2 separate regions of the Homo sapiens genome follow, and region 2 is linked to region 1. The links are chromatin loops, found by intact Hi-C in ENCODE. Cell type or tissue: OCI-LY7. All regions are shown on one strand. Links, peaks and the distances in the headings refer to the core of each region. The heading gives the core; the rest is flanking DNA. Region 1 holds the start of LACTBL1 (lactamase beta like 1). Region 2 overlaps HTR1D (5-hydroxytryptamine receptor 1D).

Evidence for each region. Peaks named below come from ENCODE experiments on the same cell type or tissue, not always from the same donor. Only the 100,000 strongest peaks of a DNase experiment are listed, where the experiment ranks them.
Region 2: a loop joins it to region 1, with 13 times the contacts of the local background. A loop is called at or near these places in 3 of 110 quality-filtered maps.

Annotation. Positions count from the first base shown.
Region 1 is chr1:22,968,468-22,984,590 of GRCh38, forward strand. LACTBL1 (lactamase beta like 1) reads right to left here and starts at 4,399. Exons shown (of 8, transcript NM_001289974.2): 1 at 4,305-4,399; 2 at 3,838-3,964. The coding sequence starts at 3,849. In OCI-LY7, for the core only: CTCF peaks have their summits at 8,173 (motif pointing right) and 8,376 (motif pointing right); a DNase peak (open chromatin) is centred at 8,124.
Region 2 is chr1:23,197,493-23,213,615 of GRCh38, forward strand. All of the region lies in intron 1 of HTR1D (5-hydroxytryptamine receptor 1D), which reads right to left. Among named protein-coding and RNA genes, the nearest start is that of HTR1D, 12 kb to the right of the region's middle. In OCI-LY7, for the core only: CTCF peaks have their summits at 12,936 and 13,140; a DNase peak (open chromatin) is centred at 12,929.

The sequences.
Region 1 (16,123 bases), core at 5,427-10,426:
TAATGTTGAATACCTTTTCATGTATTTATTGTATGTATTTGGGTTTGATTTTCTGCAGTTGGACTGTTCTCCCTTGCCTGGTCTTTTTCTATTCTCTTTTCTTTACTTATTAGAGTTCTTCATATACTCTTGTTTGTGGCTTGATTTTCACTCTGTGTTGATAACTTTTGTGGAGAGACAGAATAGTGTAGTGGTGAATCCATGGCCAGATTGCCTGATTTGCAATCTTAGCTCAGCCACTTACCACTGCGTGACCTTAAGAAAATCACTTAACCTCCCTGTGCTTCTGTTTCCTCACCTGTAAAATGGGGACGATAATAGTGCCTAACTCATAAATTTGTAAGGATTAGATGAGTTGATGTATAAAAATAACATTGTCTGACACATTGTAAGCCCTGTTAGCTATTACGGTATTTGGGGATTGTTTTGAGACAGTCTCACTCTGTCACCCAGGCTGGAGCGCAGTGATGTGATCAGTTTTTGCATTTTTTGTAGAGACAGGGTCTCACTATGTTGCTCAGGCTGGTCTCAAACTCCTGGGCTCAAGCAATCCTCCCACCTTGACTTCTGAAAGTGCTGGGATTACAGGCATGAATCACTGTGCCTGGCCAACTATTACAGTATTTTTGAATAGGAGGGCTTTTGGTTTTGATTTTGGTTGTTGCCAAATTTATCAGTATTGTCTTTTTGGTTTGCATTGTGTATATGGTGCGTGTGTGTGCTTAAGAAATCTTTCTTTTCACAGAGGTCAGAAATAGAGGTTTTTGTACTTTTACACACAAAAGAATTTTTGGTTATAGAATAAAGTAGGGATCCAATTTTATTTTTCCATTTGGATAATCAATAGTCCAGCACTATTTATTAAATACACCAACCTGTCCCCCACTGACTCATATGCCAACTCTGAAGTATATCAACAGTCTGTACATACTGACATCTGCCTTCTGGGCTCTGTTCCAGGAGAGTCTTGCTGAGTTTATGTTCCATCCCTCCCTGTCCAACCCTGCACTCTCTTCCACAACAAAGATCTCTCACATGTTGAGCACAGTGTGCCAGACGCTGTTCTACAGGAAACAATCTGGCAAGAGAGACTTTCTATGATCCGACTCCAGCGAACTCCGCCAGCCCATTCCCTGCCCCTCCCCTGCCCCCTGTGTCTTTATGCCCCCACCTCCCGCATCATTGCCCCTCTCTGTACTTTTGCACCTGCCATTCCTTGGGGCTGTGGTTTCCTTTTATCCTTTTCCATCAGAAAAACTGTGTTCTTCCCTTAACACCCATAGGCATCTGTGAAGCCTTCTCATTCTTCCCCAGGCAGAGCCGCTCATGGTAACTGGCTACTACTGGCTTCTTTGTCTGGGTCCCTACAAGGTAAGGATTCTCTCCAGCACCAGCAGAGAATTCCCTCCTGGCTCTTATGCCTTGGACACCTAGTACCCCACCTGGCACTAGCAGGTTCTCAGGAAATTCTTTTGAACTTTACATGGTTCTGCAAGTTGAAAGACTTGGGTTCAAATCTTAACTCCACTCCTGAGTCAGTTGTAACTCTGGACAAGTCTCTTCCCCTCTCTGAGCCTCTACTTCTCCAGGTGTTGAAGAGGGTTGGCTACTTGTAAAGAGTTTACTTTTACATCTGGAAATCTTGTGTGATTTCAAAAGTGTCTTTCAGCTGTAGAATCTAGGGTTCTCACTGAAATCATCTTTGGTCATAATATTCAAAGACTGGAAACAACCCAAATGCTCCTCAATTGGTGAGTAAATAGACAAACTATAGTACGTCTGTACAAGGGAATACTACTCAGCAATGTAAAGGAACGAGCTACTGATACATGCAATAATGTGGATGAACCTCAAAGCATGATGCTAAGTGAAATAAGCCAGACTAAATGGTTACAGACTATAGAATACAACTCATAGAACATTCTGGAAAAAGCAAAATGATAGGAACAGAAAACAACTCAATGGTTGTCTGGAGGTAGGGATGAGGTAGACTACAAAAGAGCAGAAGGGACTTTGGGGAGGTCATGGAACTGTGCTATATGTTTATCGTGGTGGTGGTTATGGGATTTTATACATTTGTTGAAAGTCATAGAACTCTGGGAGGCCGAGGCAGGAGGATCACTTGAGTCCAGGAGTTCAAGACCAGGCTGGGCAACATAGCAAGACTCTGCCTGTACAAAAAAATAGAAAAAAATTGCCAGGCATGCTGGCATGCACCTGTAGTCCCAGCTACTTGGAAGGCTGAGGTGTGAGGATTGCTTGAGCCCAGGAATTAGAGGCCGTAGTGAGCTATGATCATGCCACTGCACTCCAGCCTGGGCAACAGCGCAAGACCCTGTCTCAAAAAAAAAAAAAAAAAACAACTCTTAGAACTGCACAGATTTTATTTCATGTAAATGATACCTCAATTGTTATAAAATAAAGCAATTAAAGATCCCAAAAGCATTGGGATTCTCTACCTGTTGGAGGAGTAACCCCAGATACAAAGGAGTGAATGGAAGGCTCTCAGATATTGCCACTGGATCATATGGAAGATACTCCCCTCCTGGCATGAACACAGAGCTGCAGGGGCAGTGAGGACCCCTTGGTGGGAAGGCAGCCTGCTATCCCCTAACTGGCACCTAAGGTGTAACCAGCAGATCCTTAGCTTATTTTTAGGTGAAGAATAAAATTCAGAGGCATTAATTGACTTGCTGAGTCCATGGGCAGTGAATGGCAGAGCTGAGATTCAAGCTCTGTAAGATGCACCACCCCCCTCCTCCTCAAAATGCAGCTGGGATCTCTACACCCCCAATTTGTAGCCCTCCTCTGGGGCCTAGCCTCATCTCGTCTGTCTCCAATCTCAGGATTTATTCCAGCAGACCCGAAGATGGGTCAGTATTTAATCTCTAAGCTGCTTGCCAGCTGCTCACAGTTTGACTTGCAGTAGCCACTAGAAATCTCTTTCCTTTCCCTTCCCAGCTGGAAATTGCTGGCAGTAGGGGAGGGCCCAGGAAGAACCAGGCTCTCCCAAACCCCACCTATAACACGGCTCCACCACCCCCCAACCCCTGCTCCTTCTCAGGTGTTCTGTGCCCCAATCACCCTCACCTCCTTCCTCATGCTCACGGCCCACTCTGGGACAACTACTCTTTGTCCAGTTATTCATTCAGAAAACAATCCCCGAGGGCTTGCTGTGCTCTGGGCCACATCTGCCCCCAAGGAGCCAGAAGGACAGTGGCATAATCAGACACAAGGGCCTGGGGCCAGGGAAGTAGGACTTGACTCTGGCTCTGCCGTTACTAGTTCTGGACAAATGACCTCACCCTTTTGAGTCTCAGATTTCTCATCTGCATAATGCAGATAACAATTGTTCCTACATCTTATAGGGTTTAGTTGAGAATAAATAAGATAGTGCATGCAAAGCCCATAGAGAGCTGTTCACCAGTTGGTAGCTAGAGGTGTAATAAAGGGCTTCAGGGCTCACAGATACAGATGAGCTCAGCCTAGGGGGAGGGAGGAGGAGGAGAGAGTCATTGAACAGGTAGTTAGGAATGAGCTTGGGTCACTCCAGGCAGAGGCCTCTGGGGATGTAAAAAGGAAGAGGAGTTAGTTTCTGGTTTGTTTTGATAATTCAGTGAGTTTATGTAAAACATTTGAAACTGTTCCTGGCCTGCAGGTGCAAGCTCTAGAGATGATGATGATGATGATGATGATGATGATGATGATGATGATGATGATGATGAAGGTAACGTGGGGGGGATTTAGCCCAATATTTGAAGCCAGAAGGACGGTGGCATGGTCAGACATGTGTCAGAAGCTGACACATGGTGACAGCTTCTTGAGGCTGTGCCTCACCTGGGTCTTCATTCTCTCCAAGGCATGGAAGATTCTGGCTCTTTGAGGATTCAGGTCTACACCACAGGAGATCCCGTAAGCAGGAAACTGAGTCAGAGGAGTGAAGGCAAAAAGAGGTCCTGAGGGGCTGGAAAAAGAGGAGGGGGACAGAGAAAAGCTAGAAAACAAGGAGGGTAGACGAGGATGCGGGGGATCAAAGCAGCCCTCCTCTTCCCATGGCTCCCCCTCCCAGGTGAGAGAAACAGCAAGCTCAGAAACCCCTGCCAGGTGACCCGGCATCCCAGTTTGTCCAGGACTGTCTTGATTTTAGCACTGAAAGTCCTGCATTCCCAGAAACCCCTCAGTCCTAGGCAAATGGGACCATTGGTTACCCTGTGTGCCCCGCATTGAATTCCAGCTCCTCTTCCCCACCCCCAGCCTGCAGAGAACAATCTGGTCAGGCCCTCAGGCTCTTGGCCACAACTTACCCTCTCCAGAAGGTACCAGCAAGAACAGGGCAGTTAGGGCCCCAGTTTGGCTGACAGTGCCTCTGGGAGTCCCCTGTGTTCCAGAGGACAGGAATGGCTTCCTGGGCTCTGAGGCACAGGCTTTACCAAGCTCTCCAGGGGCTGGCAGATGTGGCGCCTAATTTCCCCGGTGCTAATCCCTCAGAGTGCCTGCTGCCATGGGGATTAGCTTCTGGGGTCCCCAAGCAGCGGGGAAGCGGGGGAGATCTGTCAGGGAGCATTGGGTAACATCATGTGACCCGAGTGCTCCAGGCTGGTGAAGAAAGGAACACTCTCTCCAAAAGGAGTGTCTGCCAAACCCAGTGTGGAAAAGGGATGTCAGGAGGCCACCAGGGTCATTTCCAGCTGGGAAGGGAAAGGAGAGAGATTTCCAGGCTTGGTCTGACCCCACACAAGCTCCTCAGGCACCTCTGAGGAAACTGGAGCACAAAGGAACCCAGTTTAAGGACCACTGGGGTCAGCCTAGTTGTGAAATATTCAGGTAACCTGGGTCCAAATCTTAGTCTGTCACTGCCAGTGTGAGCCTGTGTGACCAGGGATCATAACCTCTTTGCCTCACATCTATAAAATGGGGACAATAATACTAGCTTGGTTAGCGTGCAAGTTAAATGGAATGCGCTCTTGAAGCAGGCAGCCCAGAACCCGGCACCTAGTAAGTGCTCCATAAATTTTGGCTTCTTGTCATGGACTTGGCTTTTTTTTTTTTAAAGACAAGAACAGCTGAGCATGGTGGCTTATGCCTGTAATCCCAGCACTTTGGGAGGCCAAGGCAGGAGGATGGCTTGAACCTAGGCGTTCGACATCAGCCTGGGCTGAGACCTCGTCTCTACAAAAAATTTAAAAATGGCCAAGTGTGGTGGTGTTGCCCTGTAGTCCCAGCTACTCTGGAGGTTGAAGCTGAAGCATTGTTTGAGCCTGGGAGGTGAAGGCTGCAGTGAGCCGAGATAAGATTATGCCAGTGTGCTCCATCCTGGATGACAGAGTGAGACTCTGTCTAAAAAAAAAAAAAAAAAAAAAAGACAAAGTTGTGCTCTGTCACCTAGGCTGGAGTGCAGCGGTGCAATCAAAACTCACTGCAGCCTCCAACTCCTGGGCTCAAGCGACCCTCCTGCCTCAGCCTCCTGAGTATCTGAGACTACAAGCATGCACTACTATGCCCAGCTAATTATTATTTTTTAATTGCTTTTGGTACAGATGGGGGTCTCCCTTTTTTGCCCAGGCTAGTCTTAAACTCTTGGCCTCAAGTGATCCTCCCATCTCTGCCTCCCAAAGTGCTGGGATTATAAGTGTAAACCAAAAATAAAATTCTAAGGCCCCCAACCGTCTGAATGGACTTCCTCCTCAGCCAGCACATTCTTAAAATTTAACCTGAAAGACCGAAAGACTGGTTTAGGCCTTGACGGGGAGTAGGGGTCAAACGTGCCTCATCATACTTCTCCAGCATAACATCACATAACAAATAAGGAAAGAAATCAAAATAGTTTAACCCCAAATATATTTCCTTGTTATATCTTGAAATTGCCCTGCAAAGTTTGACTCTTGTGGGAAAAATCTACATTCTGTAGAGAATCCTCCTTTTCCTCTTCCATTTGCAGACCCAGGAGATAATCAACAGTCAGGAACCCTTTTAAGTCCCATAAGAAAACATTTTATAACCTATTCTCTCTGAAGCCTGCTAGCTATAAACTTCTTCTGCACAATAAAACTTTGGCCTCCCCAGTCTTTTATCTTAACCCAAACATTTCCTTTCTATTGATCTCAGGTCCTCAAACTCAACCAATTGTCAACTAGAACATTTTAAAATTTACCTATAGCCTGGAAGCCCCCATATCGAGTTGTCCCACCTTTCTAAACCAAACCAATGTACATCTTAAATGTATTTGACTGATGTCTCATGCCTCCCTAAAATGTATAAAATCAGCCAGGCGCGGTGGCTCACGTCTGTAATCCTAGCACTTTGGGAGGCCGAGGCGGGCAGATTGCCTGAGCTCAGGAGTTCAAGATCAGCCAGAGCAACATAACAAAACCCTGTCTCTACTGAAAATACAAAACATTACCCAGGCGTGGTAGTGTGCACCTGTAATCCCAGCTACTTGGGAGGCTAAGGCAGGAGAATCACTTGAACCTGGGAAGCGGAGGTTGCAGCGAGCTGAGATCATGCCAGTGCTGTCCAGCCTGGGCAACAGAGCAAGACTGTCTCAAAAACAAGACAAAACAAAAAAAAAGCTGCACCCCAACCACCTTGGGCACATAATCTCAGGACCTCCTGAGGGCTGTGTCATGGGCCATGGTCACTCATATTTACCTAATATTTCTCTTCAAGTATTTTATAGAGTTTGACTCTTTTTGTCGACATAGGTGTGAGCCACCACTCCCAGCCATGACCTGGCTTTTATGTCAAACTTCTACCTGGCCCCTATGGCAGATATCAGATCTCTCTCTGTGAACATTCTAGAAGATTTTCTATTGATTTTAGTTGATACAAAAGATAAAACATATATTCCTTCTCAACATTAGATGAGGTTGCACATTGGGGTTACTTGGAGAGCTCTTAAAAACCACTGGTGTCTGGGTCCCACTGCAGAGATCCCCAGAGGCGCAGCTTGGATGCCGCAGCCTTTGAAGACTCCTTGGTGATTCGACTGTGTGGCCAAGGTTGAGAATCAGTGCCCCAGATCAGTGTGTGTCCCACTTACTTGTGGGTAGGAGCATCCTAGCGATTGTGTTACATGGTAGGTTCTGAGCCAGTGAGTCGGGGTGGTATCTGAGAGCCTACATTTCTAACAAGCTCCTAGGTGATGCTGAGGCTGGTGTAAAGACCACACTTTGAGGAGCGAGGCTCCTCTGCAACTCACGGATCACACCAGCCTCCACCTCATTATTTCAACGGAGCCTTGAATTGCTATCTCCTTCTACTAATGCTCAGGATTGGGGATGGATGGAGGCAAGCCTTCTAGATCTTCTTCTGTAGCCCCCATAGCCAAAAATCTGAGTGATTTTGTCCAAACTTCACATTGTATGGCTGGCAAAAGAGGCTCACAGAGGGGAAATGACTCACCAAGGTCACATAGCAAGTTTACTGACAACAATTGATCTGGGACCCAGGTCTTTTTCATTGCACTTGGCTGTTTGGTTAATCTTCTCTGTGGCTCAGAACTGGCAGCCCGCTTCTTGGACACAGACTGCCTGTTGACAATGTACCACATACGGTCTTTAGAGCCCCCTGTGCTATGTCCTCTGGTCTCCACAATCCCAGGAGGCAGCTTCTATTCTGTCTCCATTTTACATCCGAGGAAACTGATGCTCCGGAAAGGGAGGTCCCCAAGAAATGGCAGAACTGGGTTTGGACCCAGGAGTCCTGTCGTTCCCCAGACACTGACAAGACTCCTCGGTTGCTGTGAGGATTAAATGGAATGTGCTCATGAAGCAAGCAGCCCAGAGAGAGCCTGGCACCTACTAAGGGCTCCATGAAGTTCGGCTTCCTACAATGACTCGGGTTTTTTTGTTTGTTTGTTTGTTTGTTTGTTTTTGAGACAAGGTCTCACTAACACTACCTAACACTAATCAGTCTATGGGCAAAGACTGTGTCTTATTCAGGTCTATGTCCCCAGACCTAGCACTCCTGGGTTCTGCAGTCCTTGCCCCCAGGACACCACCCCCTCCCTGAGAACCACTCCCTTGCTCCTAGCCCAGTTCTGAAGGCAGCCATTTTTCACTGCAGAGACCAGCCCTGCCCCTCCCGAATTTAACTAGACGGGAACCCACAGCGTGTCATACAGCACAGTGGCCCCAGGATGGCAGTAGATGCCCATGTGTAAGATCTCTGGCCCAGCCTGAGCCTCCTTTAAAGGGTAATTTACTTGCATGTGTCTCTTCCTCCAGGCCCTTGTCCAGGGGCTTTCCATCCATGAACCAAGATATTCCCCACAATATCCCCATAGGGAGGAATTATTCACCATCATTTACACACGAAAGATCATGTTCATCCTTTGCCCTTCATGGCCGCTTCCTACTCTTTGGGGAAAAACCAAAAACCTTACATGCGTAGTTTAAACCTATCCAGTAGATGTCCCTATGGGTCAGGCTGCAAGAGTTCAAATTCCAGCTTCCCCACTTATTACCGGTGTGACTTTGGTTGGATTTCTTGGCTTCTCTTGGACCTCAATGTGCTCATCCATAAAATGGGGTAATGAAGTAGAACCCACCTCCTTGCAGGGAGGAGTGAGGATTGCATGAAATAATACACCTAAAATGTACAATCCAGTAGCTGGCACGCAGCAAGTGCTCAGCAAATGTTAGTCACTCTTATTACCATGAGTCTCATTGGCCTCTCCTCCTGGGAGAAACTAATTGTCCTCACCCTCTGCATCAGGACCTTTAAGAAAGAAGAATGTGGGCCGGGCATGATGGCTCATGCCTATAATCCCAGCACTTTGGGAGGCCAAGGCAGGCGGATCACTGGAGGTCAGGAGTTTGAGACCAGCCTGGCCAATATGGCGAAACCCCATCTCTACTAAAAATACAAAAATTAGCCAGGCGTGGTGGTGGGCACCTGTAGTCCCAGCTACTTGGGAGGCTAAGGCTGGAAAATCGCGAACCCAGAAGGCAGAGGTTGCAGTGAACCGAGATCACGTCATTGCCCTCCAGGCTGGGTGACAGCAAGACTCTGTTGAAAGAAAGAAAGAGAGAAAGAGAGAGAAAAAAAAAAAAAGGAAGGAAGGAAGGAAGGAAAGAAGGAAGGAAGCAAGGAAGGAAGGAAGGAAGGAAGAAGAATGTGGGCCAGGCACAGTGGCTCAAGCCTGTAATCCCAGCACTTTGGGAGCCAGAGGTGGGCAGATCTCTTGAGGTCAGGAGTTCGAGACCAGCCTGGCCAACATGGCAAAACCCCATCTCTACTAAAAATACAAAAATTAGCCTGGCATGGTGGCGGGTGCCTGTAGTCCCAGCTACTTGGGAGGCTGAGGCACAAGAATCCCTTGAACTCGAGAGGCAGAAGTTGCAGCAAGCCGAGATCACACCACTTCACTCCATCCTGGGTGACAGAGCAAGAGAAATAAAGAGAGAAAGAGGGAAGGAGAGAAAGAAAAGAAAGAAAGAAGGAAAGAAGGAAGGAAGGAAGGAAAGAAAAAGAGAAAGAAAGATGAAAGAAAGAAAGAAAGAAAGAAAGAAAGAAAGAAAGAAAGAAAGAAAGAAAGGAAGGAAGAAAGAAAAAGAAAGAGAAAGGAAGGAAGAAAGAGGTTGAAAAGATATCAAATCAAAGGCAAATTAAACTTTAAAAAGGGCCAGATGTGGTAGCTCATGCCTGTAATCCCAGCACTTTGGGAGGCCGAGGTGGGTGGGATCATGAGGTCAGGAGATGGAGACCATCCTGGCTAACACAGTGAAACCTCATCTCTACTAAAAATATAAAAAATTAGCCAGGTGTAGTGGCATGCGCCTGTAGTCCCAGCTACTCAGGAGGCTGAGGCAGGAGAATCTCTTGAACCCAGGAGGCAGAGGTTGCAGCGAGCCAAGATTGCGCCACTGCACTCCAGCCTGGGCAACAGAGACATACTCCATCTCAAAAAAAAAAAAAAAACTTTACAAAGGAAAATGTTCCTCCTAAAGGATATATGAAGATACTTAGCATTTTCAGCAGTCAGGCTTTGATTGATTCATTGATTCATCCATTCACTCACTTACCCACTGAGTCATGCAACAGACATTTACTGAACATCTGCCATTCCCTGGGTCTTACACTTGGGTGTGGGGCAAAGCAGATATAGTAACAGATATTCATTGTCAGTGCATTTTTATTGAGCACCTACTCAGCGCTAGGCACTGTTCTTGGTGCTTCAGATATATCAGTGAACAACACAAAGGTCCCTGACCTGGTAGAGCCCATCTTCTAGCAGGGGCAACAGGATAAATAAGTTAAATGCTGCATTACAAAGTGATACATGACCAGGCACAGTGGCTCACGCCTGTAATCTCAATACTTTGAGAGGCTGAAGCAGGTGGATCACTTGAGGCCATGAGCTCCAGACCAGCCTAGGCAACACAGGGGAGACTCTGTCTCTATACAACATTTTTTTAAAAAAACAAAATTGGCCGGGTGCAGTGGCTTACGCCTGTAATCCCAGCACTTTAGGAGGCCAAGGCAGGCAGATCGTGAGGTCAGGAGATCAAGACCATCCTGGCTAACACGGTGAAACCCCATCTCTACTAAAAAAAAAATACAAAAAAATTAGCTGGGCATGGTGGCGGGCGCCTGTAGTCCCAGCTACTCGGGAGGCTGAGGCAGGAGAATGGCGTGAACCCGGGAGGCAGAGCTTGCAGTGAGCCGAGATCACACCGCTGCACTCCAGCCTGGGTGACAGAGCGAGACTCTGTCTCAAAAAACAAAAACAAAAAAAACAAAACAAACAAAAAAAAGAAACAACAAAATTAGCCAGGCGTGGTGGCGCATGCCTGTAGTCCCAGCTACTCAAGGAAGCTAATGAGTGAGGATCACTTGAGCCTAGGAGGTCAAGGCTTCAGTGAACCATGAGCACGCCACTGCAATCCAGCCAGGGTAGCAGAAGAAAACCTGTTTCCAAAAATAAAAATAAATTAAAAATAAAATAATATATGTCATGGTAAAATAAATAGAGCTGGGTAAGAGGGGTAGATTAGAGTATTAAATTGGGAGATCAGAATGGGCCTCATTGAGAAAGAAGCATTTAGCAAATCACCTAAGGGAAATAAGAGAGTTAGCTATATGGACAACAGAGGAATAGTGTTCACAGTAGAGGGAACAGCCAGTGCTCAGGCCTTAGGGTGGAATGTGCCTGGTGTGTTAAAAGAATAGCAAGGAAGCCAGTGGCTGGAGCAGACTAAGCAAAGGGCAAAGTAGTAGGTGAGGTAGGGAAGTAAGAGGTCAGGATGGTCACATAGAACCTTCTAGGCCACAGGAAGGACTTTGGCTCCCCTCTGAGTGAAGTGGGAGCCTTTGCAGAGTTTGAAAGCAGAGGAGTAGCACAATCTGACTCACATTTTTTTTAAGGCAGGGTCTTACTCTGTTGCCCAGGCTGGAGTGTAGTGGTATGATCATAGCTCACTGCAGCCTCAAACACCTGGGTTCAAGGGATCCTCCCACCTCGGCCTCCCAAAACACTGGGATTACAGGCACCCGGCCATGACTCATATTTTTATTTATTTTGTTTCCTTTTTTTTTTTTTTTTTTTTGAGACAGGGTCTTGCTTTGTCACCGAGGCAATGGCGCAATCACAGCTCACTGCAACTTCAACCTCCTGGGCTCAAGTGATCCTCCCACCTCAGTCTTCTGGGCAACTGAGACTACTGGTGTGCACCACTTTGCCTGGCTAATTGTTTGATTATTTGTAGAGATGGAGTCTTGCTATGTTGACCAGTCTGGTCTCAAACTCCTGGGCTCAAGCCATTGTCCCACCTTGGCCTTCCAAAGTGCTAGGATTACAGGCATGAGCCACCACGCCCAGCTGACACTTTTTGTTTTATTACTTATTTATTTATTTATTTATTTATTTATTTATTTATTTATTTATTTTGAGATGGAGTCTTGCTCTGTTGCCCAGGCTGGAGTGCAGTGGCGCAATCTCGGCTCACTGCAACCTCCTTCTCCAGGTTCAAGCGGTTCTCCTGCCTCAGCCTTCCAAGTGGACGGGATTACAGGCACGCACCACCACAGCTTGCTAATTTTTGTATTTTTAGTAGAGGTGGGGTTTCACCAAGTTGGCCAGGCTGGTCTCAAGCTCCTGACCTCGGGTGATCCACCTGCTTCAGCCTCCCAAAGTGCTGGGATTATAGGCATGAGTCACCATGCCCAGCTGACTTATTTTTAAAGGAGCACTCTGGTTCAAGGCCACCCTGGGCAGCATAGTGAGACCTTGTTCTCTGCAAAAACTACAAAAATTATCCAGGTGTGGTGGCACATGCCTGTCTCAAAAAGATTTTTAAATTATTAAAATAAAATAAAGGTGCACTCTGGCTTCAGTGCTGATAACTGGCTAGAGGGCAGAAGTGGGAGTGGGGAGGCCAGTTGAGATTGCCACTCTTGTTCAGGCGAGGTATGGTGGTGGCTTGGACCTCAGCAGGGACAGTGGGAAAGTGTCAGATTCTGGATATACAGTTGTCCCTCTGTCTCCATGGGGATTGGTTTCAGGACCCCTCCACAGATGCTTAAGCCCTAATGTAAAATGACATAATATTTGCATATCACTGACACACATCCTCCTGCATACTTTAAATCATCTCCAGATTACTTATAACACTTAACACAATGTAAATGCTATATACTTAGTTGTTATACTGTATTGTTTAGGGAATAACGACGAGAAAAAAGAAGTCTGGGCCAGGCACGTGGTGGCTCATGCCTGTAATCCCAGGACTTTGGGAGGCTGAGGCAGGTGGAGGTCAGGAGTTTGAGTCCAGCCAGGCCAACATGGCGAAACCCCATCTCTACCAAAAATACAAAAATTAGCCAGGTGTGGTGGCGGGTGCTTGTAAGCCCAGCTACTCAGGAGACTGAGGCAGGAGAATCGCTTGAACCTGGGAGGCAGAGGTTGCAGTGAGCTAAGATCAGGCCATGGCACTCCAGCCTGGGTGACACAGCAAGACTCCATCTCAAAAAAAAAAAAAAAAAGAAAAGAAAATCACTGGCATTTAGATGATATGTACAGCCATCACCAAGGTAGTGAGATGGAGAAAAGAAGGGATCTGAGGACAGAGCTCTAAAGTGCGAGAGATGTGGGCATTAAGTGAAGGCAAATACCACAAAGTCATTAAGTGTGGGCTCAGAAAAGCCTTTACTGGAGAAACGCACAAACAGAGGGTGGAAGCCGAATGAGGCATTGAGTTGTTCAACCGCTCATCATTGTTTGGAGAGAGGTAGAGGGAACCAGGGCACAGCAGGAGACACCGTGGAGTGTGCTCCAGAAGGGGAACCCCACCTTGCTAGCTACTCTACTTTTTGTATAGGCAATTGTGAGGTTAGTCTTGTAAGTAAAGAAAAACAGGTCCAAGCTTAGACTCTAGGGGAATTGCTTACAGTGCTGAGGACACCTGGAGCCCCTGTGGGATGTAGAGGCCAGGTAGAGTCATTTCTGCTTTTGGGAAAGGCGCCCTCTCTGGAATCCATCTGCTATCTGTTTGCTAGGAGCCTGGAGTGAGCCCCCAGGGGCTTCCTATACAGTGCAACTTGGTTTTCCAAGGTTCATCCCCTTATCTACGGGCTCATCAAACATGGGACTCACCAAATATAAGCATGCCCAACAGGAGTAGAAATCAATTGGGCTTATAATGGGATTTCCAGTGATTGTTGGCAATGCTGGAGGAGACACTGCAGAAGGAGGGAGGCCTGGAGTCATAGTACAAACCCACCATGGAGGCCTGAGGCACCTGGACATGGAGACCATGTGAAGTCTGAGGAAAGAGCCCAAGGCTCAGACAGAGGAGTAGCCTGGAGCCATGAGGCATGTTCCCGTGGTAGCTTTGGGCTTCTGGACTTAGCCAAAGGTATTCATCCAGAAACAGCAGAGGATATTGTCCAGTGAAGCTAGCTACTCTCCTGGCTGGCCAAAAAGAGTGCAAAGCTATGTGGTTATCCCGCATGACCTGAGTTCATGATAACCTCGCCAGTGAGAACCTTGGCTGTCCCTGTGGCAATTCCCTTCAGGATACCTGAGCCCCTGTGGATTGTAGATTCTACCTATAATAGGAGGAAAATCTGCATAAAATGGTGAAATCTATGTACTGAATACCCAGGAATGTCTTGTCAAAAGCACTAGAGGCTGGGACTGGGAACACTGCTGTGCCCACAGGTCTTGGGTTATCATGAGGGCTCATATGCAGGTGGTATTCTTTCCAAACAGAAAGCAAGGAAGGACCTATATCCAGAGTACAAATCAAGTCCTGGGGGATACACAGGACTGCTCAATATTCTGCCAGTTCACCTCCACACCTTCCATGCAGGGGATGGGAACATGGTTGTGCCATTTGTAGCTGTGGCCTGATTTCTCCCAACTAAATTCCCCCTGTGAACCAAAAATATCTGAGACAGGTCTCAATCAATTTAGAAAGTTTATTTTGCCAAGGTTAAGGACGCACCCATGACACAGCCTCAGGAGGTCCTGACAACATGTGCCCAACGTGGTCGGGGCGCAGCTTGGTTTTATACATTTTAGGGAGACATGAGATATTAATCGATTATGTAAGATGTATGTTGGTTCAGTCCAGAAAGGCAGGACAACTCGAAGCGGGGAGGGGGCTTCCAGGTCATAGGTAGGTAAGAGACAAACGATTGCATTCTTTTGAGTTTCTGATTAGCCTTTCACTGAATATACAATTAACTCATGAGAGGAGCATAGAGGTATAGTCACTTATGCCTTAGTCTGGCTTAGTGAAACAATAGGGCAAAGGAAGCAATCAGATATGCATTTGTCTCATGTGAGCAGAGGGATGACTTTGAGTTCTGTTTGTCCTTTATTCACAAGGAATTTCCTTGTGGGCAAATTGTGAGAGAGGTAGGCAGTTTTGTTTTTTTTTTATTTGTTTGAGACAGAGTCTCCCTCTCTTGCCCAGGCTGGAGTGCCCTGGCATGATCTTGGCTCACTTCACCTACCAGGTTCAAGCAATTCTCCCTGCCTCAGCCTCCCAAGTAGCTGGGATTACAGGTGCCCGCCACCACGTCCGGCTAATTTTTGTATTTTTAGTAGAGACGGGGTTTCACCATGTTGGCCAGGCTGGTCTCGAACTCCTGACCTCAGGTGATCCACCTGCCTCAGCCTTGCAAAGGGCTGGGATTATAGGTGTGAGCCACTGTGCCTGGCCATATGTAGCTTTTTAATCTTTGTAGGAATAGAATGAGAGGTGGGTTTGCCTAACAGTTCCCAGCTTGACTTTTTCCTTTGGCTTAGTAGTTTTGGGATCCCAAGATTTATTTTCCTTTCACACCCTAAAGCACAGCAGTTTTTGGCAATGGCCAGCTAGGAGCAATTCCCTTGCCATGGTCAGAGAGGGAGACACCAACAAGGTCTCCCATAGCTGGGTATGGAGGACAGGGGTAGTGGTGGTGATACGTTCAATACTGTAGGTTTGTGGAATGGAGCCTGGCCTAGGCAGCTGCTAGAGGCTGTTGAAGCTTTTTCTGTCTGAACCTGGAAGAGCAGGTGAGAGGTTATTTACTCTTCGACCCTGATCTGTTTCCTGATATCGCTTGCGTATGTTCTTGCTACATCAGCTGAGGCTTGTCATGTCCCCAGAATCAGCCAAACGATCTGTACTTTTTCTTAGAGCATTGACCTCACAGGAACCCAGCAGTCACTATTCTGCCCTCAAAGGCAATCCCTTGAGACTGAGGATGGTGGTTGCAGAGCAGAAGGAACCTGTTGCACAGGCATAGTGACCACAGCAATGTTCTCCATTTGCAGAGGAGATGGATGGTAGGAACACTGCCTTCCTCTAGGTAAAGGCAGTGTCAGAGTTGCCTGCCCAGGGTGTGTGTCCATCAAGTGCCCTTCAAAAAAGGAAAAAAAGGCCAGTCGTGGTGGCTCACGCTTGTAATCCCAGCACTTTGGGAGGCTGAGGTGGGCGGATCACCTGAGGTCAGGAGGCCGAGACCAGCCTGGCCAAAATGATGAAACCCTGTCTCTACTTAAAAAGAATACAAAAATTAGCCAGGCGTGGTAGCAGGCGCCTGTAATCCCAGCAGGCACCTGTAATCGGGAGGCTGAGGCAGGAGAATTGCTTGAACCCGGGAGGCGGAGGTTGCAGTGAGCCGAGAT
Region 2 (16,123 bases), core at 10,802-15,801, 230 kb after region 1:
GGCTGAGGCGTGTGGATCACCTGAGGTCAGGAGGTCGAGACCAGCCTGGCCAACATGGTGAAACCCCATCTCTACTAAAATGCAAAAATTAGCTGGGCATGGTGGTGGGCACCCAGCTACTCGGGAGGCTGAGGCAGGAGAATCACTCGAATCCGTGAGGCAGAGGTTGCAGTGAGCCAAGATTGCACCATTGCACTCCAGCCTGGGCGACAGAGCAAGACTCTACCTAAAAAAAAAAAAAAAAAATTAAAATGACAATGAAGGCTGGGTGTGGTGGCGTATGCCAGTAATCCCAACACTTTGGGAGGCCCAGGTGGGAGGATCACTTGGGCCCAGGAGTTCAAGACCAGCCTGGGCAACATAGCAAGACTATCTATTTTAAACAAAAGAAAAAAGAAAGAAAAATTAAAATGACAAGAAGATACCATTTTCACCTAGTAGAAAAGTACAACATTTTAAATCTGATCATGTCATGTCAGTTAATAAGAGTGTGGAGCTTGGGAGACTGAGGCAGGAGGACTGCTTGAGCCCAGGAGTTCAAGATCAGCCTGGGCAGCACAGTGAGATCCTGTCTCTTAAAAAAAAAAAAAAAGTGTGGGCCGGGCGCAATGGCTCACGCCTGTAATCCCAGCACTTTGGGAGGCCAAGGCAGGAGGATCATGAGGTCAGGAGATCAAGACCACGGTGAAACCCCGTCTCTACTAAAAATACAAAAAAAAAAAAATTAGCCGGGCACAGTGGTGGGCGCCTGTAGTCCCAGCTACTCGGGAGGCTGAGGCAGGAGAATGGCGTGAACCCAGGAGGCGGAGCTTGCAGTGAGCCGAGATCGCGCCACTGCACTCCAGCCTGGGTGATGGAGCGAGACTCCGTCTCAAAAAAAAAAAAAAAAAAAAAAGTGTAGAGCAATTTTCTACCACTAGTAGAGTAAAAATTGGAGAAACTTCATAAGCAAACAATGTGGTATTATTTCATAAAACTAAAGATGTGATGACTACCTCATGATTCAGCAATTCCGCTGCTGGGTATGCATGGCAGAGAAACTCTTCTGTGTTCACTAGAAGACAGCAACAAGAATGGTCCTAGTAGCATGAAATAGCAAACAACTAAAAACAACCAAACGTCCATCAACAGCAGAATGGTAGCATATGGCGTATTCCTATGATGGAGGGCTACAGAGAAGCAAAACAGAGTAAACCACAGCTACACATACCAAAATGGTGATTGTCACAAACAAGGCAGAGTGCCAAAGTCAAAAACACGCAAGAAGAAACAAACTGTTAGGGAGATAAATATATGTGGCAAAACCATAAGGAAAAGCAAAGAAATTATAAATATAAAATTCAGGATAGTGGTTACTCCTGGAGGGAAAAGGAAGAAGGAATATAATCATAAAGGGTTTTAAAAGTTTCAATTATGTTCTTTTCACGATCTCGGCTCACTGCAACCTCCACCTCCCAGGTTTAAGCGATTCTCCTGCCTCAGCATCCCAAGTAGCTGGGATTACAGGTGTGTACCACCATGCCCGGCTAATTTTTGTATTTTTTTTTAGTAGAGATGGGGTTTCGCCATGTTGGCCAGCCTGCCTTGGCCTCCCAAAGTGCTGGGATTATAGGCGTGAGCCACCATGCCGGGCCTTTTTGAGAAAGGGTCTCACTCTGTCACCTAGGCTGGAGTGCAGGGGCATGATCACAGCTCACTGCAGTCTTGACCTCCTGGGCTTAAGTGATCCTCCCACCTCAGCCTCCTGAGTAGCTGGGACCACAGATACACACTACCACTCCCAAGTGATTTTTAAATTTTTTTGTAGAGGTGGGGTCTCCCTATGTTGTCCAGGCTTGTCTTCAAACTCCTGGACTCAAGCAATTCTCCCACCTTGGCCTTCTAAAGTGCTGGGATTACAGGTGTGAGCCGCCATGTGTGGTCTTTTTTTTTTTTTTTTTTTTTTTTTTTTTTTTTTTTTTAGAGAGAGGGTCTTGCTCTGTCACCCAGATATAGTGGCACAGTCATAGCTCACTGCAGCCTTGAACTTCTGGGCTCAAGTGATCCTCCCAACTTGGCCTCCCAAAGTTGGGATTATAGGCATCAGCCACCATGCCCAGCCTGATGTTGTATTTTTTAAGTAGGTGGTGAGTACATTAATATTAATTGTTATTCGTGTGTGTGTGTTTGTACTGCTTTGTAGGGAATGATGTATTTGTGATTTTTCTTTCTTTCTTTCTTTTTCTTGGCGGGGAAGGAGTCTTCCTCTGTCACCCAGCCTGGAATGCAGTGATGCAAATCTTCGCTCACTGCAGCCTCCGCCTTCCGGGTTCAAGTGATCCTCCCACCTCAGCCTCCTGAGTAGCTGGGACTACAAGCACGTACCACCATGCCTGGCTAATCTTTGTATTTTTAGTAAAGATGGGGTTTCACCATGTTGGCCAGGCTGGTGTTGAGTTCCTGACCTCAGGTGATCTGCCCACCTCAGCCTCCCAAAGTGCTGGGATTACAGGCATGAGCCACCGTGCTCGGTAGTATATGTAATTTTTCTCAATCTATTTTGTATATTATGAAAAAGAACCCTATCACCAGCAATAATATATTGATACATTAATACCTATTGATAATTTTTAGTGCAGAAGATCTGCACTCTGGTCCCAGCTCTGCCACTGACCAGCTGGGTAACCATGGGCAAAGCACAGTCTCTTTGACCCTTAGTTACTTCCTTGGTGAAATGGGAACAAAAGCCTGGCTCTGCTGTCCGAAAGGAGTATTGAGTAGCGCCAGCAAGATCATGTATGTGTTGTGTTGTAAACAGTGGAGTCCTGAACAATTGTCATGATGCTAACAAAGAAGGAATACAGTGGCTAAGAGCAGGCATTCTCAGCTCCCAATTCCTACTGCTTCGCTTTCTTGCTGTGGCCACTGGGCAAATCACTTCACCTCTCTGAGCCTGCACAGCCTCAGTGATGGAGATGATAATCCAAATCTCACAGGAGTTTGGGGAGAACTGTCAATATCATGGAAACCAAACGCTCAATATAGTCAATGGTTTCTTTTTGTTTGTTTATTTATTTATTTATTTATGGATAGGGTCTCCCTGTGTCGCCCAGGCTGGTCTCAAATTCCTGGCCTCAAGTGATCCTTTCACCTTGGCCTCCCAAACTGTTGGGATTATAGACCTGAGCCACCGTGCCTGGCCTTGTAATAAAATGGTGACCACAAATGTGACTTCTCTGGTTCTCTATGGTGCATCCAACCAAATTCAGGTCTCCAGGCAACAACATCACTTCCCTCACCAGAAACAAAGTATCACTGCCCGTTTTGGTGAGAGATGTCTGCCATTGTCAGAAACCCAGACATACCAAGGAGCTTCCTCCCTGCCCACCCATTTTCCCAGGGGCCATGACAGCAGCAGCAGAAGCAAGGACCTTTCTCGGCCCCCACCTCCACCTCCAGGCCACAGCATCTCCCCTGAAGTCCAGATCACATGGACTCCAGCCACACCATGCCTCTCCCAGCTCTGGCATCTCTGAAGAGGGGTGGAAAGAGAAAAGCAGACAGACAGACTTATGACCCAATCCCAGCCTGTTCCAGAGACCACTTTTGATCACAGCTGATTGGACCAGGGTGGACATGTGACCCAAAATGAGCCAATCAGATTCTCTCTTGGGAATTTAGAATGGAGACCATGGGGAGCTGGGCTGGATAGAAGATGGGGGAAGATAAATCTGCAGGCCAAGGGTCCTGAGGCTGGAGTCAGGCTGCAGCCTTTACCAAAGCCAAGGAAGGTTTTGGGGGAATAGAAAAGCCAAAGGTAAACAAAAAGCAGGTCTGTAGAGAGGGGCAGGAGAATGGAGCAGAGAAAGAAGCTGAGGGAGAGGAACCACCTGTCCTGGGAGAGGAGAATGAAGGAGGCTTCCAGGCCAGGGAATACTCCTTCCCATCCCTGTATGTCCATGAGCGACCTTCTATCCAGGAAACCTCATTTGTACCAACTCATGTTTTCCCAGCTGAGCCAGTTTACACGGACACAGCAGCCTCTGAGAAATGGTAGTAAGACAAGGAACTTTCTTCTTCTTCTTTTTCATTTTAAGAGGCAGGGACTTCCTCTGTTGTCCAGGTTGGAGTGCAGTGGCATGATCATGGCTCTCACTGCAGCCTCGATCTCCCAGGTTCAAGTGATCCTTCCACCTCAGCCCTCCAAGTAGCTGGGACTACAGACACAAGCCACCATGCCCAGCAAATTTTCAATATTTTTTTGTAGAGATGGGGTCTTCCTGTGTTGCCCAGGCTGGTATGGAACTCCTGGGCTCAAGTGATCCTCCTGCCTCAGCCTCCCAAAGTGCTGGGATTAGAGGCTGAGCCACTGTGCCCAGCCAAGACAGGGGACTTTTGGTTCCTTCCCACCAACCAATCCCTACTGTGGGGTCCAAGTCCTTTCACCTCCTGGGCCCTTCTTCCTCATCTGTAAATTGGGATAATGACATCTTTCACCCAGAATTGTGATGCGGCTTCAATGAAGTAGGGAGAACATGCCTAGCACAGTGGCTGGCACACAGCAGGTGTTTTTTTAATTTTTGTTTTATTTTTCGTGGTTTTTTGTTGTTGTTGTTGTTGTTTTGTTTGTTTGTTTGTTTTTTGAGACAGAGTCTCACTCTGTTGCCCAGGCTGGAGTGTAGTGACCCAATCTCAGCTCACTGCAACCTTTGCCTCCCAGGTTCAACCTATTCTCCTGCCTCAGCCTCCTGTGTAGCTGAGATTACAGGCATGCACCACCACAACCGACTAATTTTTCTATTTTTAGTAGGGGGTTTCACCATGTTGGCCAGGCTGGTTTCGTACTCCTGGCCTCAAGGGATCTGCCCGTCTGAGCCTCCCAAAGTGCTGGGGTTACATGCATGAGCCACCGCACCTGGCCAGCAAAAGCTGGCCTCTTACAAAAGCAAAAGCTGGCCTCTTACAAAAGCTTCCTATCCAGGGCTCATTCAGCCTGCAGGAAGATCTGTTGCCTCCACTTTCTGAGGGCTCTTTAACTAAGTGAGTCATAAAACCTTGCCAGGAACAAAAAGGATGTATGGGTTTAATGTGTCCTTAGAAGCCAGTCTCATCTTTTTGGAAGAAAAAAATAAGGCTCTGTGATAAAAAGATTTGTTGCAGTAGAATACATCCCCCACACAGTAATTTGTGGCTGTTCTTTCTGTAGAAGCTGTGTACACAGATGAGTGAGCTCTGGATGGAGAAATCACTCTGCACAAATCAGGACAGGGCTTTATATTTTACAAAATGCACCCACAGGTGTTATTTCATCTCATTCTCTCTCCTGCATGGGACCTCCTACAGCCTCAGTTTTCTCCTCTGCAAAAATCAGGGTATCAAGTCTACCTCCCAGAGATATAATGAGGATTGGATAGAATACATGTGGGAAGAATCTGGAAAGTTTCTTTCTTCTTTTTTTTTTGAGACAGAGTCTCACTCTGTCACCAAGGCTGGTGTGCAGTGGGGCAATCTCGGCTCAATGCTACCTCCGCCTCCCAGGTTCAGGCGATTCTCCTGTCTCAGCCTCCGGAGTAGCCGGCCACCACGCCTGGCTAATTTTTTTATTTTTAGTAGGGATGGGGTTTCACAATGTTGGCCAGGCTGGTCTCGAACTACTGACCTCAGGTGATCCCCCACCTCGGCTTCCCAAAGTGCTGGGATTACAGGCATCAGCCACCGCGCCCGGCCAAATCTGGAAAGTTTTAACATGGGTATGGGTGTGTGTGTACGTGTATGCATCTCCCCCATCTCATGCTCTCTCTTTCTACCTGTATCTGAGTGCCAGTTTTAAAATCTAATCACTGTCTTGAGGTGTAAGCAAATCAGTCTTGCACCTCAGTTTCTCTAATCATAAAATCTGGAAAATGAGCAGGGCATGGTGGCTCACGCCTGTAATCCCAGTGCTTTGGGAGGATGAAGTGAGATCACTTGAGGCCAGGAGTTTGAGACCAGCATGAGCAACATAGCGAGACCTCATCTCTCCAAAATATTTAACAATTAGCCAGGCATGGTGGCATGCATCTGTAGTCTTAGCTACTTGGGAGGCTGAGGTGGGAGAACTGCTTGAGCCCAAGAGTTTGAGGTTACAGTGAGCTATGATGGTACCACTGCACTCTAGCCTGGGCAACAGAGTGAGCCCCTGTCTTAAAACAAACAAACAAAAACCTCTGTGAAACATAGAAAATAAAAAGTCACCAAACTTCCAGCCCAGTACTTCCATTCCTAGCTGTACATCCAAGAAAAACATGTGTGTACGTCCACCAAAAGATACATGCAAGAATTGTTCACAGCAGCACTATTCATAACAACCCCAAATTGCAAACTACCTAAACAAACATCTACAGTAGAACGGGGCCAGGCACAGTGGCTCATACCTATAATCCCAGCACTTTGGGAGGCCAAGGCAGAAGGACTGCTTGAGGTTAGGAGTTTGAGATCAGCCTGGGCAATACAGGGAGACCGTCTCTAGAAAAAAATGTTAAAAAAAATTAGCGCTTGCCTACTGCCATGTAAGACATGACTTTGCTCCTCCTTCGCCTTTCACCATGATTGTGAGGCCTCCGCAGCCATGTGGAACTGTGAGTCAATTCAGCCTCTTTCTTTATAAGTTACCCAGTCTCTTTTTTTTTTTTTGAGACGGAGTCTCACTCTGTCACCCAGGCTGGAGTGCAGTGGCACAATCTCGGCTCACTGCAAGCTCCGCCTCCCAGGTTCACGCCATTCTCCTGCCTCAGCCTCCCGAGTAGCTGGGACTACAGGCACTGGCCACCACGCCTGGATAATTTTTGTATTTTTTAGTAGAGACGGGGTTTCACCGTGTTAGCCAGGATGGTCTCGATCTCCTGACCTCGTGATCCACCCGCCTCGGCCTCCCAAAGTGCTGGGATTACAGGCATGAGCCACCATGCCCGGCCACACTCATTTTTTTCATGTGGAAAATGCGAACAATAACAGCACCAATGTCACATGACTGTCACATGAGTGACAGGTAGGTGACTTGCCCAAGATCACATGGCAGTTTAGTGTCCCTCTCAGCTCAGCTCAATGCTTCTACTGCCCTGTGCCACCTCTCCCTGCCCCCATCAAAAGGAGTATTTTTTTTGTCCCTTGATTCTGGGTTCAGCATGGACTCGCTATGGCCAACAGAATGAGGCAGAAGTGACAGTAAGCCAGTGCCAAATGTAGTCCTCTAGAGGCTGTGCATGTTTCTGCTTGCACTCTGTCATTGCCATCCCTGGGCTATGCGCACTGGTCCCTGCAGGGAGAGACAAGGACGTGGAGCAGAGCTGTTCCAGCCAAACCCGGCCTAGAACAGAGCCTCTCACACAACCAGCAGACACATGTGCGAGCCCAGCTAAGATCAGCAGAAATGCCCAGCCAAGGGTATCTATCCAGAGGAAAAGAAGTCATTATACAAAAAAGATACTTGCACATGCATGTTTATAGCAGCACAATTCGCAACTGCAAAATCATAGAACCAACCCAAATGCCCATCAATCAACAAGTAGATAAAGAAACTGTGATTTATATGATGGAATACTATCCAGTCATAAAAAGGACTGAATTAACAGCATTTGCAACTACCTGGATGAAACTGGAGACTATTATATTCTAAGTGAAGTAACTCAGGAATGGAAAACCAAACATTGTATGTTCTCACTGATATGTGGGAACTAAACAATGAGGATGCAAAGGCATAAGAATGATACAATGGACTTCGGGGACTTGGGGGGAAGGGTGGGAGGGGGAAAGGGATAAAAGACTACGAATAGGGTGCAGTGTGTGCTGCTTAGGTGATGGGTGCACCAAAATCTGACGAATCACCTCTAAAGAACTTATTCATGTAACCAAATACCACCTGTACCCCAATAACCTATGGGAAAAAAAAGTACTCAGCCAAGTTCAGATTAAATCAGCCAACCTCCAAATACATGATTTGTAGTAATAAATGCTGTTGTTTTAATTCACTGAGTTTGAGGGTAGCTTGTTACACAGCAATGCCAATTGATAAAGTCCCTTCATTCATTAAGTGTGTGTTTTTGTTTTGTTTTTGAGACAGTTTCACTCTTGTTGCCCAGGCTGGAGTGCAATGGCGCTATCTTAGCTCATTGCAACTTCCGCCTCCCGGGTTCAAGTGATTCTCCTGCCTCAGCCTCCCGAGTAGCTGGGATTACAGGCATGCGCCACCAGGTCCAGCTAGTTTTGTATTTTTAGTAGAGATGGGGTTTCATCAGTTGGTCAGGCTGGTCTCGAACTCCTGACCTCAGGTGACCCACCCTCCTCAGCCTCCCAAAGTGTTGGGATTACAGGCGTGTGCCACTGCACCTGGCCTCTCCATTCATTGAATGACTTGATTCTGTCCATTCTACTGCCCACACCTAACTGTGCCTTGACTCTTCTCTCCCCCTCCACTCCCACTGCCACTGTTCTGTTTCAGGAGAGTGAAACCATCCTTCTTGGCTTCAATGGTCTCCCAGCCTCTACCCCTGGCTCCTCTCCATTCTCTAACCATATCCCACCCAGAATCTTCCTTCCTTTCTTTTTTTTTTGAGATGGAGTCTCGTTCCGTCACCCAGGCTGCAGTGCAGTGGTGCGATCTCGGCTCACTGCAAGCTCCGCCTCCTGGGTTCACGCCATTCTCCTGCCTCAGCCTCCCGAGTAGCTGGGACTACAGATGCCCACCACCATACCCAGCTAATTTTTTTGTATTTTTAGTAGAGACGGGGTTTCACCGTGGTTTCGATCTCCTGACCTCGTGATCCACCCACCTCGGCCTCCCAAAGTGCTGGGATTACGGGCGTGAGCCAACGCGCCGGGCCCAGAATCTTCCTTTCAACTAACAGTCTGACCAGGTCACTCCCTTAAAATCCTCCAGTGGCTCCCACTGCACCTGGGATTAAGCCCAGGCTTCACAGCTTGGTTTAAGAGACTCTTCATGAACTGGTGTTTCCTTCCATCTCCAGCCCCATCTCCCAGCATAGCTGGCTGTGAACTGCATACTCCAGCAGCACAGACCTGCCTGTTCTTCTGCCAGTACCCTCCTGCCATACCCCAGGCTCCGGTGCTGTTTCCTGCTGATCCTTTGTCCCTGCTGTGTCCTCTGACTGGAAAATGTCCTTTCTTCAGTCCCCTGGCTACCTAATTCCAAGTCACCCTTCAGAGCTAGGCTCTGGTGTCTCCCCAGGAAGCCTTCCCTAACCTCCCCCCAAGCCCGGCTTGGCTCAGGTACCCCTTTCCTGAGAGCCTGCCACCCTAGCTCTCACCATATTAGACTGACTCTGACACAGTAACAGGAGCTCCTTGAGTGTCTCATTCACCCCTATAGCCCTGACGCCTGGCCCAGAGCAAGGGATCCATACCTGTCTATGAAAGGCTCCAGGAACTGGTGGGGAATGGGCCCTGAGAACAGAGCACACGCCTGAGAGGCAGAGGCCCTGGGCTTTAGCTTGGCTTTGCTGCGAACTTTCTGTGTGACCTAAGATAAGTCAGTTCCTCCTCCGAGCCTCAGTTTCTCCAACTTGAAAATGAGGTAGTTGGACCAGATCAGAGATTCTCTTGGTGAGCATCAGAATCACCTACCTTGAAGAGCTTTAAAAATACAAGTCAGGCCGGGCACAGTGGCTCACATCTGTAATCTCAGGACATTGGGAGGCCAAGGCAGGCAGATCACTTGAGGTCAGGAGTTCGAGACCAGCTGGCCAACATGGAGAAACCCCGTCTCTACTAAAAAAAAATACAAAAATTATCTGGGTGTGGTGTGTGGTGGTACGTGCCTGTAGTCCCTGCTAGTCAGGAGGCTGAGGCAGGAGAATCGCTTGAACCCAGGAGGCAGAGGTTGCAGTGAGCTGAGATCGTGCTACTGCACTCCAGCCTCGGTAACAGAATGAGACTCCATCTCAAGAAAAAAAAAAAATCTGTTAAAAACAACAACAGATATCTAGGCCTCACCCTCCAGGGGGCAGAGCCCAGGCACTGATTTTTGAAAACTTCTCAAGTGCTTCTAAGGTAAAACCAAGAAGAAAAACCACTGGCCTGGATGATACCTAGTTATCTTCATCACTGACAATTTGGCTACCTTAAAAAAGTCAAAGACAGGTGAAACCTGTTTTCAAGGCCTTTGCAATGCTTAGGGAAATAAGAGGCCCCCAGTGCCTTCCTGCTTTCAGCCTTGCACTGGATCTCTACAAGTCTTCAACAGGCAAGAGACCACCTCAAACAACCAAACACACTGTTAAAAGGCAAGAGCCTCTTTTTTTTTTTTTTTTTTTTGAGGCGGAGTCTTGCTCTGTCACCAAGACTGGAGTACAGTGGTGCGATCTCAGCTCACTGCAACCTCCGCCCACCAGGGTCAAGCAATTCTCCTGCCTTAGCCTCCTGAGTAACTGGGATTACACCATGCACCACCACACCTTGCTAAATTTTGTATGTTTTTAGTAGAGACAGGGTTTCACCATGTTGGTCAGGCTGGTCTCGAACTCTTGACCTCAGGTGATCCGCCCACCTTGGCCTCCCAAAGTGCTGGGATTATAGGCGTGAGCCACTGCACCCGGCCTGCAAGAGCCTTTGAAGTTAACAACTCACTATATTCGCCCATGCTGTGGGAAAGTGGGTAAAGAGGTTTTAAATTCTTACCATCTGGCCAGGCACGGTGGCTCATGCCTGAATCCCAGCACTTTCGGAGATGGAGGTGGGCAGATTGCTTGAGCCCAGGAGTTCAAGACCAGCCTGGGCAACATGGCAAAAGCCCATCTCTACAAAAAATACAAAAATTAGCCAGGTGGCTGGGCATGATGGCTCACGCCTGTAATCCCATCACTTTGGGAGGTCGAGGCGGGTGGAACACCTGAGATCAGGAGTTTGAGACCAGCCTGACCAACATGGTGAAACCCTGTCTCTAATAAAAATACAAAAGTAGCTGGGCATGGAGGCACATGCCTGTAATCCCAGCTACTTGGGAGGCTGGGGCAGGAAAATCGCTTGAACCCAGGAGGCGGAGGTTGCAGTGAGCCGAGATCATGCCATTGCACTCTAGCCTGGGCAACAAGAGCGAAACCCCATCTCAAAAGAAAAAAAAAAGAAAGAAAGAAAAAAAAAATTAGCCAGGCATGGTGTCTCAAAAGAAAAGAAAAGAAAAGAAAAATCACCAACTGCTCCTATCATTACTAACTGGGGGTGGGGGAAATGAATTAGTGCACCCATTTTACAGACGAAGAAACTGAGGTCCAGAGAGGTAAAATGACTGGCTCCCAGCCACACAGGTAATATATGGCACAGCTGGGATTGAGAGCCAAAGTTCAGAAATAAAATAGCCACTATTGGCCATGTGTGGCCATTGGGCACTTGAAATGTAGCCCCTGAGATGTACCTGGTTCAAAAAAAGAATGTAAAAAAAGAATATAAAATATCTCACTAATAAATGTATTAGTTACATGTTGAAATGGTAATATTTTGGGTGTAGTAGGTTAATAGAATATATAAAATTTTCACTTTTTTTTTTTTTTTTTTGAGACAGTCTTGCTCTGTCACCCAGGCTGGAGTGAAGTGGCACAATCTCAGCTGACTGCAACCTCTTCCTCTCTGGTTCAAGCAATTCTCCTGCCTCAGCCTCCTGGGTAGCTGAAATTACAGGTGCGCACCACCAGCATGCCTGGCTAATTTTTGTATTTTTAGTAGAGACAGGGTTTCACCATGTTGGCTAGGCTGGTCTCCAAATCCTGACCTCAGGTGATCCGTCCGCCTCGGCCTCCCAAAGTGCCTGGGATTACAGGCGTGAGCTACCGCACTCAGCCTAGTTTCACTTTTTAAAAATGTGGCTACTTTGAAATTTCCTAAATTGAAAAATCACATTTGTCACTCTTGTTATATTTCTATTGGTCAGTCCTGCTCTAGCAGTGGCTCTCAGTACAGGTGATATTACTCCCTAGGGCTCACATCAGGAGTCTGTCCTCAGGGAACTGCATTTCCAGGGAGGGGGTTGGGACAGTAGGGGGGGAGGGCGCTATGTGGGCATGGGGATGAGGAGGGGTCATAATGGCCCCAGTAGTAAAGTAGTGGCCAACATTTATTGAGAGTTTACTATCTGCCAGGCACTGTTCTAAGCTTCTCATGTATTAACTCATTTAAGTCTGACCGCAACCCTCTGTAGTCAATCCTATTATTATTATCAATTATTCCCACTTCCCAGGGGAGGAAAGTGAGGCTCAGAGAAATGGCTTGCCTAAGACCCCAGAGATAGGGCACTGTGGATCTAGGATTGGAATCTGGGCTTGCCCGACTCCATGCTCCACCATCCATAAAAGGTGCCAGGTAAAGTCAATTCCACTTCTTTCTTTCCACAAATACCTACCCCACACATTCAAGAAATCTGTACTGGGTACCTGTGATGTGCCAGGCTCCATCACTATCACCTGAGCAGGCCCTCTCTCTGACAGGCCTGGTGACGGCAGCTTGGCACAACCCAAAGGAAGGGGAAGGAAGTGGTGACTGGGCGCTTCTCACACTTGAATGTGTACATGCATTACCTAGGGATCTTATTAAAAATGAGGATTCTGATTCTGTGGGTCTGCAGGGTTTTGTTTGCTTGTTTGTTTTGGGACAGGGTCTCACTCTGTCACCTAGGCTGGAGTGCAATGATGTGATCTCGGCTCACTGCAATCTCCCAGGTTCAAGTGATCCTCCTGCCTCTGTTTCTTTAGTAGCTGGGACTACAGGTATGTGCCACCATGCCCGGCTAATTTTTGTAGTTTTAATAGAGACAGGGTTTCACCATGTTGGCCAGGCTGGTCTCGAACTCTTGGCCTCAAGTGATTCACTCGCCTCAACCTCCCAAAATGCTGGGATTATAGGCGTGAGCCACCACGCCCAGCCAGGTCTGCAGTTCTGACAAGCTCTCAGGTGATGCCTGCCACACGGTGGTTGTGTGAGGGGTAGCAGTAGTGTCAGCCCTGGGATTTCAGAAGGGTATCAGGGTGTCAGATGGGAAGGACTCTTAGGAATCATCTAGTCCGACTCCCTCATGATGCTGACAGGAATTGGGCTCAGAGAGGGCAAGACACTTGCTCAAGGTAACACAGTGTGTTACAGGCTGAGACCAAGTCTTCAGACTCCCACCAGCGCTCCTTCTACTGGCTCCTGCTTGCAACAGGAATTTGAGATGAAAGAGAGAAGGCTCTCAGGCCCATTTCACACTATATGCTTCTGGCATTTTCAAGTCTCCCCCCCAGCTCTCATCTGAGTTTCCACACCAGGTGAGTAATCCTGGGAGCCGACTGGCAGGGCTGACCATACTTTGCAAGAAGCCTTTAGAACTGCATCCCCCCTATACTGGAGCCCAACCTCTCTCTTCTCTTCTCCCCCAGATGCTGCACACCTGGGTCCGCAGAGAACACTTTGAGCTGATGGAGTGAATATTTCCAGGACAGAGGAGAAGCTATCTTCTCTAGACTGGATAAACAAGGTACTAACAACAGGAATTCATTTTCTTGAAACCAAACACCAAATTTGTTAGTGTTTACAGGATACAAACTTGCTATTCATCATCTGCTTTTTCTTTTGGGAGCCACAATACAGGTGTGATTCAGAGCACAAGCTTTGGAGCTAGATACAGCTATGGAGTCAGGTAGACTGAACTCACGTGTCAGCTCAGCCGTTTTTCTAGCTTTGTGACCTTAGGCAAGTTACTCAACCTCTCTGTTTCCTCATCTATTCAACTACAATATACTTAAAGCCTACCACATGTTGGCATGAGCAATGCAGATGTGGACTCTCCTCTTAGGAGGACTTACAATGGCCCTGGGGAAATGATCCTGCAATGAGGACCACAGATATGATGAGGATAACAGTGGGGCATGCAGGGAGCTATGGGAAGGAAAGTAGGGGGACAGGTAGCCTGCTGCAACCCTGAGGTTTCACTGTGAAAGTGGCTTTGAAGCTGAGCGTGGGAGGACAAATAAAATTAACAAGTGAAACTGAAATTTCATACCATGTCCCGAGTTAAAAACAAGGAATTAGCAAGTGAAGAGAAGCTGGGTCCAATGATACCTATTCCACAGGATTGAACCTTGGAGAACTCTTCCCTGCAATACACTCCAAATCCTTTTTATGTATGTATGTATGTATGTATGTATGTATGTATGTATGTATGTATGTATTTTTATTTATTTATTTTTAGGCAGGCTCACTCTCTCTGTTGCCTAGGCTGGAGTACAGTGGCATGATCATGGCTCACTGCAGCCTCAACCTCCTGAGCTCAAGCCTTCCTCCTGCCTCAGCCTCCCAAGTTGCTAGAACTGCAGGTGCACCATCATGCCTGGCAAATTTTAAAAAAATTTTTTTATAGAGATGGGGTCTCCCTATGTTGCCCAGGCTGATCTTGAACTCCTAAGTTCAAGTGATCTTCCTGCCTCAGCCTCCCAAAGTACCAGATTACAGTTGTGAATCATCATGCCCAGCCCCAAATCCTTTTCTACATTTCCTATTGTTTACCTATCCAGACATCACACAGCCCGGTCATTTCCTCTCATCCTCCTATTCACCTGGACTGAACAAAAGACCCCACCTCCAGCCCACCTCTTGGCTGAGACCTTTGGCTGCAAAAACACTGCAGTTCTGTCACTTCCTTGAGTCTCTGCGCAGGCTATTCCCTCTATCTGCTCATCTCCCCCACCCTCTCGGGAAGTTTCCTGGTAACTAGGGAGGGACCTGATCACTTCCCTTCTCTCCACGCCACTGGTCTTCTAATGTATACATCACACTGGACTCCCCTGGACTGGAATCTCTTGCTTACCCCACCCCTGTCTCCTTGCTGGACTTGAATTCTGGAAGGAAGGGGCAACTCATGCCATGAAGCCCAGTGCCCTGTGTGTGGGTGCCCATCCCTCTCACTTACCATCCAGCTCCAACTTCACTCTCAAGACCAAGTTTAACTCTCCCCTCTTTACTGAAACTTGTCCTCCTCCTTCTGCCCAAGTGGAGCCAGCCTCTCTCTGTGCCAACACAGTGCCTCGCGTTTAGGATTTGTAATACACATCTCATTATCCTGCAGTCCAATGCCTGTGGTCTGTCTCCCCATAAGATGGTGCATTCCCAAGGCAGGGATACGGCTTTGTTCATAGCTATATATTTTAGGCTTAATACTTACAGATGCTGAGATTTACTCAAAGAATGAATAAAAAAAGAATACTGACAGTTTCACCTTTCTTTGACCCCTCTCTCTGTACCTCTGGCCCCAAATATCCTTTGGTCATCCCTCCTTTATGTCCCACAGGGGCTCCAAACTCAAGCCACCTCACTCACAGCAAGCCCTCCTGAGTGCCTCTTTTTTTTTTTTTTCTTAAGACGGGAGTCTCACTCTGTTGTCTAGGCTGGAGCACAGCGGCTCAATCTCCACTCACTGCAACCTCTGCCTCCCGGGTTCAAGCGATTCTCCTGCCTCAGCCTCCCAAGCAGCTGGGATTACAGGTGCATGCCACCACATCCAGCTAATTTCTGTATTTTTGTAGAGACAGGGTTTCACCATGTTGGCCAGGCTGGTCTCGAACTCCTGACCTCAAGTAATCCACCTGCCTCAGCTTCCCAAAGTGCTGGGATTACAGGAGTGAACCACCATATCTGGCCAGCGCCTCCTTTGTAGCAGACCTTATCCTGTTCTTCCACACCTAGCCCAAGCTTTGAATTCTTCCTTACTCTCTTCCCCAGCACTTAACCAGTTATTTCATAAAAACAATAAGGGTTGGGAGGTCGAGGCTGGCGGATCATGAGGTCAGATCAAGACCATCCTGGCCAACATGGTGAAACCCCGTCTCTACTAAAAACACAAAAATTAGCTGTGCGTGGTGGTGTGCGCCTATAGTCCCAGCTACTTGGGAGGCTGAGGCAGGAGAATCGCTTGAGCCTGTGAGACAGAGGTTGCAGTGAGCTGAAATCGCACCATTGCACTCCAGCCTGGGCGACAGAGACAGACTCCGTCTAAAAACAAAACAAAACAAAAACAATAAGGAAGCAGAGGCTCACATATCAATGGCAAAGTCTAGGGTCTTTCTCTTAATAGGCCAGACCTTTCACTCCCCTACACATTCTGTATTCTCTCCCTTGTCTTCACTAAACA